Regions from separate parts of the Homo sapiens genome. Here region 2 is linked to region 1. A link is an interaction called in ENCODE POLR2A ChIA-PET data of the cell type or tissue named here. Cell type or tissue: OCI-LY7. All regions are shown on one strand. Links, peaks and the distances in the headings refer to the core of each region. The heading gives the core; the rest is flanking DNA. Region 1 overlaps LOC105375217 (a long non-coding RNA gene). Region 2 overlaps LOC124901607 (a long non-coding RNA gene).

What was found. ChIA-PET counts read pairs that join two places held together with the same protein. Peaks named below come from ENCODE experiments on the same cell type or tissue, not always from the same donor. Only the 100,000 strongest peaks of a DNase experiment are listed, where the experiment ranks them.
Region 2: POLR2A ChIA-PET joins it to region 1 with 11 read pairs; 4 of 35 experiments call an interaction of 5 or more read pairs at or near these places.

Annotation. Positions count from the first base shown.
Region 1 is chr7:30,175,991-30,181,369 of GRCh38, forward strand. It overlaps LOC105375217 (a long non-coding RNA gene), which reads right to left. Exons shown (of 2, transcript XR_927147.4): 1 at 2,947-5,379; 2 at 399-992. Among named protein-coding and RNA genes, the nearest start is that of MTURN, 44 kb to the left of the region's middle. RefSeq lists enhancers at 541-600, 3,184-3,233 and a silencer at 691-750. In OCI-LY7, for the core only: no CTCF peak of the experiment used is centred there; DNase peaks (open chromatin) are centred at 611 and 3,211; H3K4me3 peaks cover 907 bases; H3K27ac peaks cover 433 bases.
Region 2 is chr7:30,253,968-30,259,346 of GRCh38, forward strand. All of the region lies in intron 2 of LOC124901607 (a long non-coding RNA gene), which reads left to right. LOC105375218 (a long non-coding RNA gene) reads right to left here. Exons shown (of 4, transcript NR_136267.1): 3 at 145-313. Among named protein-coding and RNA genes, the nearest start is that of ZNRF2, 28 kb to the right of the region's middle. RefSeq lists an enhancer at 1,097-1,241 and a cis regulatory region at 1,163-1,176. In OCI-LY7, for the core only: no CTCF peak of the experiment used is centred there; no DNase peak of the experiment used is centred there.

The DNA.
Region 1 (5,379 bases), core at 147-5,146:
TTTTACTATTATCCTGCCCTCTTGACAGATGAGAAAACTGAGTGTTGTGTGGTGGGAAGTGTCTTATCTTCCACTAGAGTCTAGCAAACTACCATAAACTTAGCAACTTGAAACAGCCCATACTGGAGCCGAGTAACGTAGCTCATGCCTGTAATCCTGACAGTTTGGGAGGCCAGGGCAGGAAGATCACTTGAGGCTAGGAGTTCAAGACCAGCCTGAGCAATATAGCAACACCCCATCTCTACAAAAAATTTTAAAAAATTAGCCGGGCATGTGCCTATAGTCCCAGCTACTCTGGAGGCTGAGGCTTGAGCCTAGGAGCTTGAGGCTGCAGTGAGCTATGATTGCCACCGCACTACAGCCTGGGCAACAGGGTAAGAAAAAGAAAATACAACAACAACAGCAAAAACACATTTATTATCTCACAGTTTCTGTGCCTCAGGAATCTGGGTGTGTCTCTGCAGAATCCTCTGCTTCAGGGTCTCTTATGAGGCTGCAGTCCAGGTGTCAGCTAGGGCTGGGGGCTCATCTGGAAGCTCAGCCGGGCAAGGACCTGCCTCTAAGGCATTCCGCAGTTGACAGAATTCAGTTCCATCTGAGCAGTTAGACCAAGGGCCTCAGTTCCTGCCAGCTGTTGGCTGGAGGTCACTGTCAGTTCCTTGCCACATGGGCCTGCTTACTTTATCAATGTGTGTGACCCGAGAAGGCAATAAAGAATCTGCTTGTAAGGGAGGCTACAATCTCTTGAAACCTAATCTTAGAAGTGACACCCTGTCACCTTTGGTTAGAAGCAAGTTGCTAGGCCAGCCCACACTTGGGAGGCACCCCCACTACACAGGGTGTGAACACAAGGAGCAGGTCACCAGCCATCCCAGTGTCAACCCACACAGGACATAACACGTGGGATTTGGGCACAGGCATGTCGACCTCCAATGCTTGGCTGCTTCCTTCTATGCAATCCTGGATCCTCCATGATTGTGCTCTGCTGTGGCCTGAACAAAAAGGGAACGATGATAGTTCTTTCTTCATGTGACTCTACTAAGTACTCTTTTAGCCAGGGAAGTTGAGTAATCTGGTTTTAACAATAGAAAAGTGGGACTTGCAAATTAGCATGGGTTTCCAAAACGGAATGCAATTTAAAGCTGAGAAGCTGAAGTGATAAATGGAGGAACAGTGTTCTGTCTATAAAAGCAGCTGATAAAAATGCCTGTCACCTTTCAAACCAGTCCTGCACCCCAGAGACCACAGGTAAATCATCTCTCTCTACCCAGACCTGCAAACTGTCCATGTATGTAACACTGCCACTGCAGGGAAGGAGGCGGGCCAGAGGAGCAGGAGAGAGCCAGCCACCACCTCACCAGCCTTCTGTGTGAGTTGCCTTCTCCCAAGTCCTTTGAGTGGAGACAGCCCAGTCCCTGATCAACCAAGTGCCCTGCAGTGACAGCTGGGAAAGATGGCAGGTGTCAGCCTTCTCGCCCCATCTCTGCCACCACTGCTCCCTGAAAACTTCTCGCAGGGATGATTCCAGTGTTGTGGCTTCTCGGCAACCCAGCTTCAGTCTCGGGCACCCCTCTTCTCCCAAGCCTGTTTCTCAGCCTGCCACTGAGTAGACTCTCTTTTCAGTGCTCCTCAGAAGAGTTACTCCAGTTCCCAGGAGCACCCCGATTCATCTCCTCAACTGGGACTTTCTATCTCTAGCTCGACCCCAAACTGTATATTGATTTAATTAATATTTATTGAAAACTTACTAAAGGCCATATATATCCTTCTAAAGCACTGAAAAACATATTCCTTATACATGGGTATGTATGTACATAAATACCTATAACATAGAGGCTAACAGCATGGTTTTAAAATTAGATCTCGTCATTTAGTAACAGTGAACTTTACTTTGGCAGGTTACTCTAACTTTCTGAGTCCCAGTTTCCTTTTCTGTAATGTGGACATCATTTTTCCTACCTCAAAGGATCAGTGTGAGAAGAAAGTGAAATACTAATTTGTGTGTGGCACTTAGCACTGTGCCTAAAACATAATAAATACTTAATAGCACTTCTGTGTAATCAGCACAGGACAGACCATTCCCGAAGATTCCCGCTCCCACCAAATCATAGGCTCTTAGAAGGCTAAAACCACAGCTGTCTTGTTCACCCTTATATCCCCAGTACCTGGCATAATGCCTGGCACATGGAAAGTGCTTAATAAACGTTTCTGCAATGAGCTAATAAGTGAATAAGTAATACTGCAGTTAATGACAAAAATATTTATCTGGTGCAACTTTCCAAGGAGCTTAAAGATCTCTCAATATTATTTAATTTGGTTTTAAAGTTCACCTTGGGGCCAGGCATAATGGCTCATGCCTCTAATCCCAGCACTTTGGGAGGCAGAGGTGGGAGGATCGCTTGAGTCCAGGAGTTCAAGATCAGACTGGGCCACAAAGCAAGTCTCCGTCTCTACCAAAGAAATATGAAAAATTATCCAGACATGGCAGTTGTACCTGCAGTCCTAGCTAGCCAGGAGGCTGAGGTGGGGGGAAATCGCTTGAGCCCAGGAGTTCAAGGATGCAGTGAGCTATGATCACATGACTGCTCCAGCCTGGGCAACAGAGCAGGACTCTAACTCTAAAAAAAAAAAAAAAAAAAAAAAAAAAACCCCACAAAAAAACAAAGTTCACCTAGGATGGCAAGTAAAAGGTTTGACCATTTACTTAGGCCTTTGACCAAGGTGTAAAGGACTAAACTTGACTTGCCTAAAACCATGCAATAAATCTGGTTATAGGTTGGCATGGCTACAGGGTTGGCATTTGGATTCTTGTACTCATAGCTCCCTACTCCTACATATCTAGTGTATTGAGACCATCTTCCTAGCCTGACTGACTTGCCCATAGAGAAAAGCCCCTCTGAACTCCAAAATCTGAGGACTTTCTAATTCTTTGTGACCATGACTCACTTTGTAAGGAACCAATAAGTTGTCCCAGGCCTTGGTGCTGAGCAAATGGTGGAGCAGAAGCCAGCTGCCTGCTGTCCATTAGTCCAAAAGTGGGATCTGACATCTCTGCAGAGTCCGTCCAGCACCCTAGGGTTGATTTCCCTGGGGGTGTTGTTAGCCACTCAGGATGACCAGCAGCCATTCCTGGAGAATGAGAACAAATCTCAGAATCATGTGATCTGTCTCTAGTCCCAGCTCCACTAGCTGTGTGACCTTGGACAAGTTACTTAACTTCTTTTCACTTTCATTTTCTCATCTGAAAAGAAGGGGAAGTAACACCTTGTAAGGACTGAATAATATGATGTCTGACAAAAGGCACCGTGCCCAGCACAATTCCCAGAGACTGTTTGTGGAGTTTGGATCTGAATGCAGGGCTGGCGTTAATCATCCTTTGTGGGGAGCAGCCCAGGAAAATCTTCTGGTCCCCTGTTTCCCTCTCATAGTCCAGTCCAATTCCCATTGGCACTTTGGGGAAGGCAGTGATTTTCAAGATTTATCTCAGAGCAGAACTCTTTTGTCAAGCAAACTTAACATGGAATGGAACGGAACGGAAGTATATAAAACTGATAAAGCTGAGCTCACTTGTCAAAGCAGGGCTGGGGACAACCTAGATCTCTCTTTGTGATTTGCCCCTCCTCATTTTGCAGTGGCCTCCAATATAACTCCATGAGCCCCCAGGCTTCCCAGAACTTGGATGGAACACAACTCAACTAAAGTAGTATTCTAGATGGTCTCTGTCAAATTAGTAACAATATCAACACATTATTATAACATAAATGCTAGCTATAATTTATTATTATTATTATTACTACAGCTAACATTTACTACAGTGGTTCTCAAGCTTTAGCTTACATCAGAATCACCTGGAAACCTGATTAAAACACAGATTAATGGACCTCACCCCCAGAGTTTCTGATTCAAAAGCTAGCGTGGAGCCGAGAATCTGCATTTCTAACACATAACTAACTAGTGATGGTGATGCTGGAGTGTGGGAAGACACTCTGAGAACTGATGATTTACTGTGAGCTAAGTGCTAAGCATTCTACGTGGAGACTGCTTTTAATGCTCATAACCACACGATGAGATAGGTATTGAACTATTTACATCCTTTTACAGATGAGGAAACTAAAAGTCTAAGTAACTTGCTCCAGGTCTTAGTTACTAAGTGGCAGATTCCAACCCAGGTCTGACTCCAAAGTCCTCACTCCTAACCATGATGTTAAAATGTTAAAATGGAAGCCTATTATAAGGAATAGGTCCACTTATTTGCATTCATTAACCAGCATAAATAAGTTCATGTAATGAACTGGCTCTGAGAGAAAGGGTTCTAAGGTAGTTGAGGTTTGATGAAGAATAGAACAACCAAACAAATCAGGAAGGTTTGAGTAACAGGCCATTGCTTATCATAGTCTGCAAGGTATCTCAAGAATTTGACCAAGAGAGACAGTGCTTGTGACAAAAGATAGAAAAGCTGGTCAAAAAGACAAATTTCACTTTATTCATTATTCATGTAGTCACTAGTTTATAAAATGCTTATTGAATATGTACTATAAGGTGGGGGCTGTTTGGTGCTGAAGATATGAGGGAGAGTAAAAGTAGACAGGGTTCATGACCCTCAAAGCTTACAGACCCCTCAAAGCAACAATATTAAGCTTAGTAACAATTTTGCCCAAGTCGTGAAATCTTGACATTCAGCTTTGGCCACATGGTTCTGTCAGGTCCCAGCTCTTTTGGTTCTGACTCTTCTGGATCTTATTATCTTGTATTTTTCACTCTATCTGTTGACCTAATGTATTTCCATTCTGATGTGTGCAGTTCAGCACAATCCTGACATCATGAACTTAAAAGCCTGCCTTGTTAATAGATTTTATTTTTTGAATGTTGACTATGGACAGGATTTGGCTTGCGTGTGATAATTGGTAACCATATGACTAATAGGAGGAGGTTTTATAATTGGTCTGCTCTTGTATTCTTACTCATCACTGCTAATTACCCAGTGTGTCTGATATGCCAGATGGATATTTAATAAATGGTCTAATGATTGGATCTGAAATAACATATTCAGGTTCAAGAGAACCATGGTCCTGGGAGGGAGGTCACACAGTTCTCCATTCTGCCATCCAGCACCGTTGCTTTTAGATGAAGTTTGATGAGGCTGAATTAGATCCTGACAATTGTATGGCATTTTTGTTTAATTCCAAGGAAATTTTCTTTCATGGGCTTACCATGATTTCTATGGAAACTCATTTTGGGGAAAATCCTCAGTCTGACTTGTTCCAAGTTGGATTTACTTACTCTGGCAAAGTTATGACCTATTAAAAAGTGCTAATGGAGACAACTGAGAAGCTAAGTTTCAGGGAACCGTGTTGTCTTAGTCTGCTTTGTGTTACTGTA
Region 2 (5,379 bases), core at 290-5,289, 78 kb after region 1:
GCTTTCTTCACATGAATTCAAAGCATTTTGCTTTGCATTTGAGCAAGCCTGTTGGTGACAGCAGTCCTTAGAATGTGAAGCACAATGGTTTAAACATTAAATTGAGACCGTAAGGCTGAAACTTGTTCCCATCTCACAACGAACCTTTGGCAGAACAAAGACCAGAATCCAATTTTTGTCAATCAAGTCACTTTTCCCCTCTGGGCCTCAGTTTCCTCCTCTGTAGTTGAATGTACCTCTTCCTCCACTTCACTCTTCCCAAAGTGCTGGGATTACGGGTGTAAGCCGCCGCACCTGGCCTTCATGTTTATATCTAAAAAAAAAAAAATCACTCACATGTGAACTTTTCTTTAAATAATTGGCTATAGAGGACACATTTTCTTGGGAATAAAAAAGGCACTAGTAGTGCTATTTTTGTTGTGCCGATTGATGCCAGCAGATTTATAGTTGCCCTACTTGTTCTGTTTGTCTTGCCTGCAGAGTGGATAGGTGGCTGGGTACATTGCCCTCAAATCTTTGAACAATGGCCCCAGCTTTAAAATGTGCTTTCTTGTCCTATTTTCACCACTGAATCAATGTTAATTAGAAAAATCCTTTAACCTCTTTATGTCTTAGTTTTTTCACATGCGAAATGGAAAGAGCACCTGGCTCTCCACATGCCTAGAGAAATCTAGCACGGGGTGGTTAGAATTTGTGACTGCTGCCCTGTCAGTTCCATGGAGATGTCTGGCCTCTGGGCAGTATGGAGATGCAGGCTTGCCAGCAGTTTGTGATGCCTCTTTTGCTGGGTCCCATGGAAGGTTGCTAGATGCCCTGACTCCTGGTGTTCTATAGCCGGAGAAGACAGATTCGGTGTTACTTCTAGAACAGTGCCTCCCCACAGGACCAAGTCTAATCCGGTCTGATCTGTAGCCAATGAGAAAAATAAAGATAATGTGGTGCATGTGTCTGTGTGTCTGTGTGTGAGTGTGTGAGTGTGCATATTGTCAGTTGTTCTTTCTTCTGAGATAATGTGCTTCCTATTTTTCGGTGTGAAATTGTTTTTTTTTTTTTATGTCCATAATGCATACTTGTCATAAAATTTCAAAGTCTGCTTTAAAACACTGAGCTGAAGGACAACCCTGTTATTGTTTCCTAGATCTTCTGTGACCTGGTTTTGACAGTCAATGATTAACTTACTTTGGCTAGAAGAGGTAATGCTAAGTGTTGGAAGTTTACTCAGCTTCTTAACTAGAATTGCACTAACATTTACTAAGGGTACACTGCGTGCTAGGAACTGTGTTTGATGCTTCCATGTACATCATTTTATTCAATCCTCTTAGGAATTCTATGAGGTTGGAAGTGTTATAGCCATTTAAAATAAGGGCAATCTGAAGCTCAAAGAAGACAAACCACTTGGTCAAGGTCCCCAATTGTTAACCATCAAAGTCTGAATTTGAACTTGGTTTGTCTGAGCCCAAAGTCCATAGTTTTTAACCTCACTAGCCTAATTCTGTAAATAGATCTGGGATGAACAGGACTCTTTCATCCATGACGCCTTCCTATCTGCTGAGTTGGTGAGAGTCTGAAGAGGGGCCAAAGCCAGGGACAAAGTGAGACCAAGTCCCTGAGTCACACAGTGACCTTGAGTGCATTCCAGAGATCAGACTGAAACATCCTCGATGATCTCTTCTGTGGTATCATCTACCCTTGATTTTCTATAAATAGGAATAATCAATGTTGACTGGACTGAATGACACAGAAGCAAACGAATTGTTTGTCCTCCAGGACTGTAACCAGCAATCAGCCTTGTATTCAGTGACATTTGGGCCAGTATTTACTTCTTTATCTCATATCTGTTTTGTCTGTGATTAAATTCCACTATGAAGGTGACCAAGAAAGCTAATGTTTTGAATTTTCAAGATTTCATTGTTAAGAAATCTGTTCAAGGAAAGGCCAAGTCTTTGGGCAGAATGACCAAATGCTCCTAAGCCTCAAGTTTGCGAACTTTATTTCAAAAAGTAGAGTACTGGTCTTTTTAGCTAAAGGTTCCCATTCTGTAGGTCTCATGGGGGTGTCCTGGAATCAAACCTGGGGATTGAATATAGGCAGAAGATCCAGGAACACACATTGGGAACAGTTCTAAGATACCCACATTTCGTTCAAGAGGCATATATAATCATCATTGGCTGGCTGGACACTTTTCCTTTATTGTTTTTCTTTCCAATCAACAGGGATGAAGAATAGCCCTTGTTGACCCTACATGCCAAAAACAAATTGCACGAGCCTCCAAATAATCACTTTTTGGAGGGTATATTTTAGTACAAAAAAATGGACCAAACTGAAGAAGCCTTAGTTGTAGAGTCCAGAGGGTTGAAATTGGGGAGGGGTGAGAACCAAGGTGTCCTCATGGGCCAGGAGAGCACACCCTGGCCCATGCCTTTCTTAAGGACAAGGCACGTGCTGGGCACTGTCAGCGTGGAGTCATGAATCCGGAAGAAGCAGTTGCACTAACTCAAAAGTCCTTTAGCATTTACAGACAGTTCTGTTTTTATCGAGTATAAGCATATCTTCCGAATGCTGCCTGCAAATGCCAACTCTCTGGCTGGCGCCATGCTTCTCCAAGGTAACGCGCTCTGTGTGCATGGCTGTCTTCATGGCTGTTTATAGGCAGAGAACAATTCTCATTGATCAACACCTGGGCTGAACCAGTTGTTCGATATACAGGCATACCTTGTTTTATTGCATTTCGCTTTATTGCACATCCTAGATACTGCTTACTACTTTTTTTTTTATATATACAAATTGAAGGTTTGTGGCAACCTGGCATCAGGCAAGTCTATTGGTGCCATTTTTCCAACAGCTTGTGTTCATTTCATGTCTTTGTGTCACATTTTGGTAATTCTCACAATACTTCAAACTTTTTCATTATTACATTTGTTATGGTGAACTATGATCAGTGATTTTTTTCTTTTTCTTTTCTTTTTTTTTTTTTTTTTTTTTGAGATGGAGTTTCGCTTTTGTTGCCCAGGCTGGAGTGCAATGGCGTGATCTTGGCTCGCAACAACCTCTGCCTCCCGGGCTCAAGCAATTCTCCTGCCTCAGCCTCCCGAGTAGCTGAGATTACAGGCATGTGCCACCATGCCTGGCTAGTTTTGTATTTTTAGTAGAGACAGGGTTTCTCCATGTTGGTCAGGCTGGTCTCAAACTCCCGACCTCAGGTGATCCACCCGCCTCAGCCTCCCAAAGTGCTGGGATTAACAGGCATAAGCCACCACACCTGGCCGATTAGTGATTTTTGACGTTACTGTTTTATTGTTTTGGGGAGCCATATAAGATGGAGAACTTAATAAATGTATGTGTGCTAACTGCTCCCCTGACTGCCTGTTCCTCCATCTCTCCCTTACCTTGGCCCTCCCTATTTCCTGAGACCCAACAATATTGAAATTAGGACAATTAATAACCATACAATGGCCTTTAAATATTCAAGTAAAGGAAGAGGAACACATCTCATCTTCTTTTTTCTTTCTTTTTTTTTTTTTTTTTTTTGAGATGGAGTCTTGTTCTGAGGCCCAGGCTGTAGTGCAGTGGTGCAATCTCGGCTCACTGCAACCTCCACCTCCCAGGTTCAAGCAATTCTCCTGTCTCAGCCTCCCAAGTAGCTGGGACTACAGGCATGTGCCACCACATCCAGCTAATTTTTGTATTTTTAGTAGAGACAGGGTTTCACCATGTTGGCCAGGCTGGTCTTGAACTCCTGACCTCAAGTGATCCACCCACCTTGGCCTCCCAAAATGTTGGGATTACAGGCGTAAGCCACCATGCCCCGCCACATCTCTCGCTATCAATCAAAAGGGAGAAATTATTAAGCTTAGTGGGAGGTATGTGGGAGGCCAAGATGGGCTGAAAGCAAGGCCTCTTGCACAAAACAGTTGGCCAAGTTGTGAATGCAAAGGAAAAGTTATTGAAGGAAATTGAAAGTGCTACTCCAGTGAACACATGAATGATAAGAAAGCAAAAGAGTCTTATTGTTGATATAGAGAAAGTTTGACTGATCTGGATAGAAAATCAAGCCAGTCACAATATTTCCCTAAGCCAATGCCTTGTCCAGAGCAAGGCCCTATCTCTCTTCCATTCTTTGAAGACAGAGAGAAGTGAAAAAGTTGCAGAAGAAAAGGTGGAAGCTAGCAGAGGTTGGTTCATGAGGTTTAAGGAAAGAAGTTGCCTCCATGACATGGAAGTGCAAGGTAAAGTAGCAAATGCTGATGTAGAAATTGCAGCAAGTTATCCAGAAGACCTAGCCCAAGACAGTTGATGAAGGTGGCTACACTAAACAACAGATTGTCAGTGTAGGTAAAACAGCCTTCTATTGAAAGAAGATGCCATCTAGAACTTCCATAGCTAGAGAAGAGAACTCAAGGCCTGGCTTCAAGTCAGCCTTCAAAGGACTCTTTTGTTAGGGGTTAATGCAGCTGGTGACTTTAAATTGAAGCCAATGTTCATTTACCATTACAAAAATCCCAAGGCCCTTAAGAATTATGCTAAATCTACTCTGCCTGTGCTCTAGAAATGGAACAACAAAGCCTGGATGACAGCACATCCGTTTACAGCATGGATTAGTGAATAGTTTATGCCCACTGTTGAGACTTACAGCTCAGAAAAAAAAAAAGATTCCTTGCAAAACATGATTGCTCATTGATGATGTACCTAGTCACCCAAAAGCTCTGATGGAGATGTACAGGGAGATTAATGTTATTTTCCTGTCTGCTCACACAACATCCATTCTGCAAATCTATGGATCAAGGAGTAATTTTGACTTTCAAATGTTATTATATAAGAAATACATTTTATATGATTATAGCTACCATAGGTAGTGATTCCTTCAATGGGTTTGGATAAAGTAAATTGAAAATCTTCTAGAAAGGATTCACCATTCTAGATGCCATTAAGAACATTTTTGATTCATGGGAGGAGGCCAAAATATCAACATTAAGAGGAATTTGGAAGAAGTTGATTCCAACCCTCATGAATGACTTTGAGGAGTTCAAGACTTTAGTGGAAGAAGTCACTGCAGATATGGTGGAAATAGCAAGATAACTAGAATTATAAATGGAGCCTGGAGATGTGACTGGATTGCTGCAGTCTCATGACCAAACTTCAATGAATGAGGAGTTGCTTCTTATGGATGAGTAAAGAAAGTGGTTTCTTGAGATGGAATCTACTCTTGGTGAACATGCTGTGAACATTGTTGGAATCACAACAAAAAATTTAGAATGCTTCATCAACTTAGTTGATAAAGCAGTGGCAGGGTTGGAGAGGATTGACTCCCAATTTTGAAAGAAGTTCTACTGTGGGTAAGTAAAATGCTATCAAACAGCATTGCATGCTACAGAGAAATAT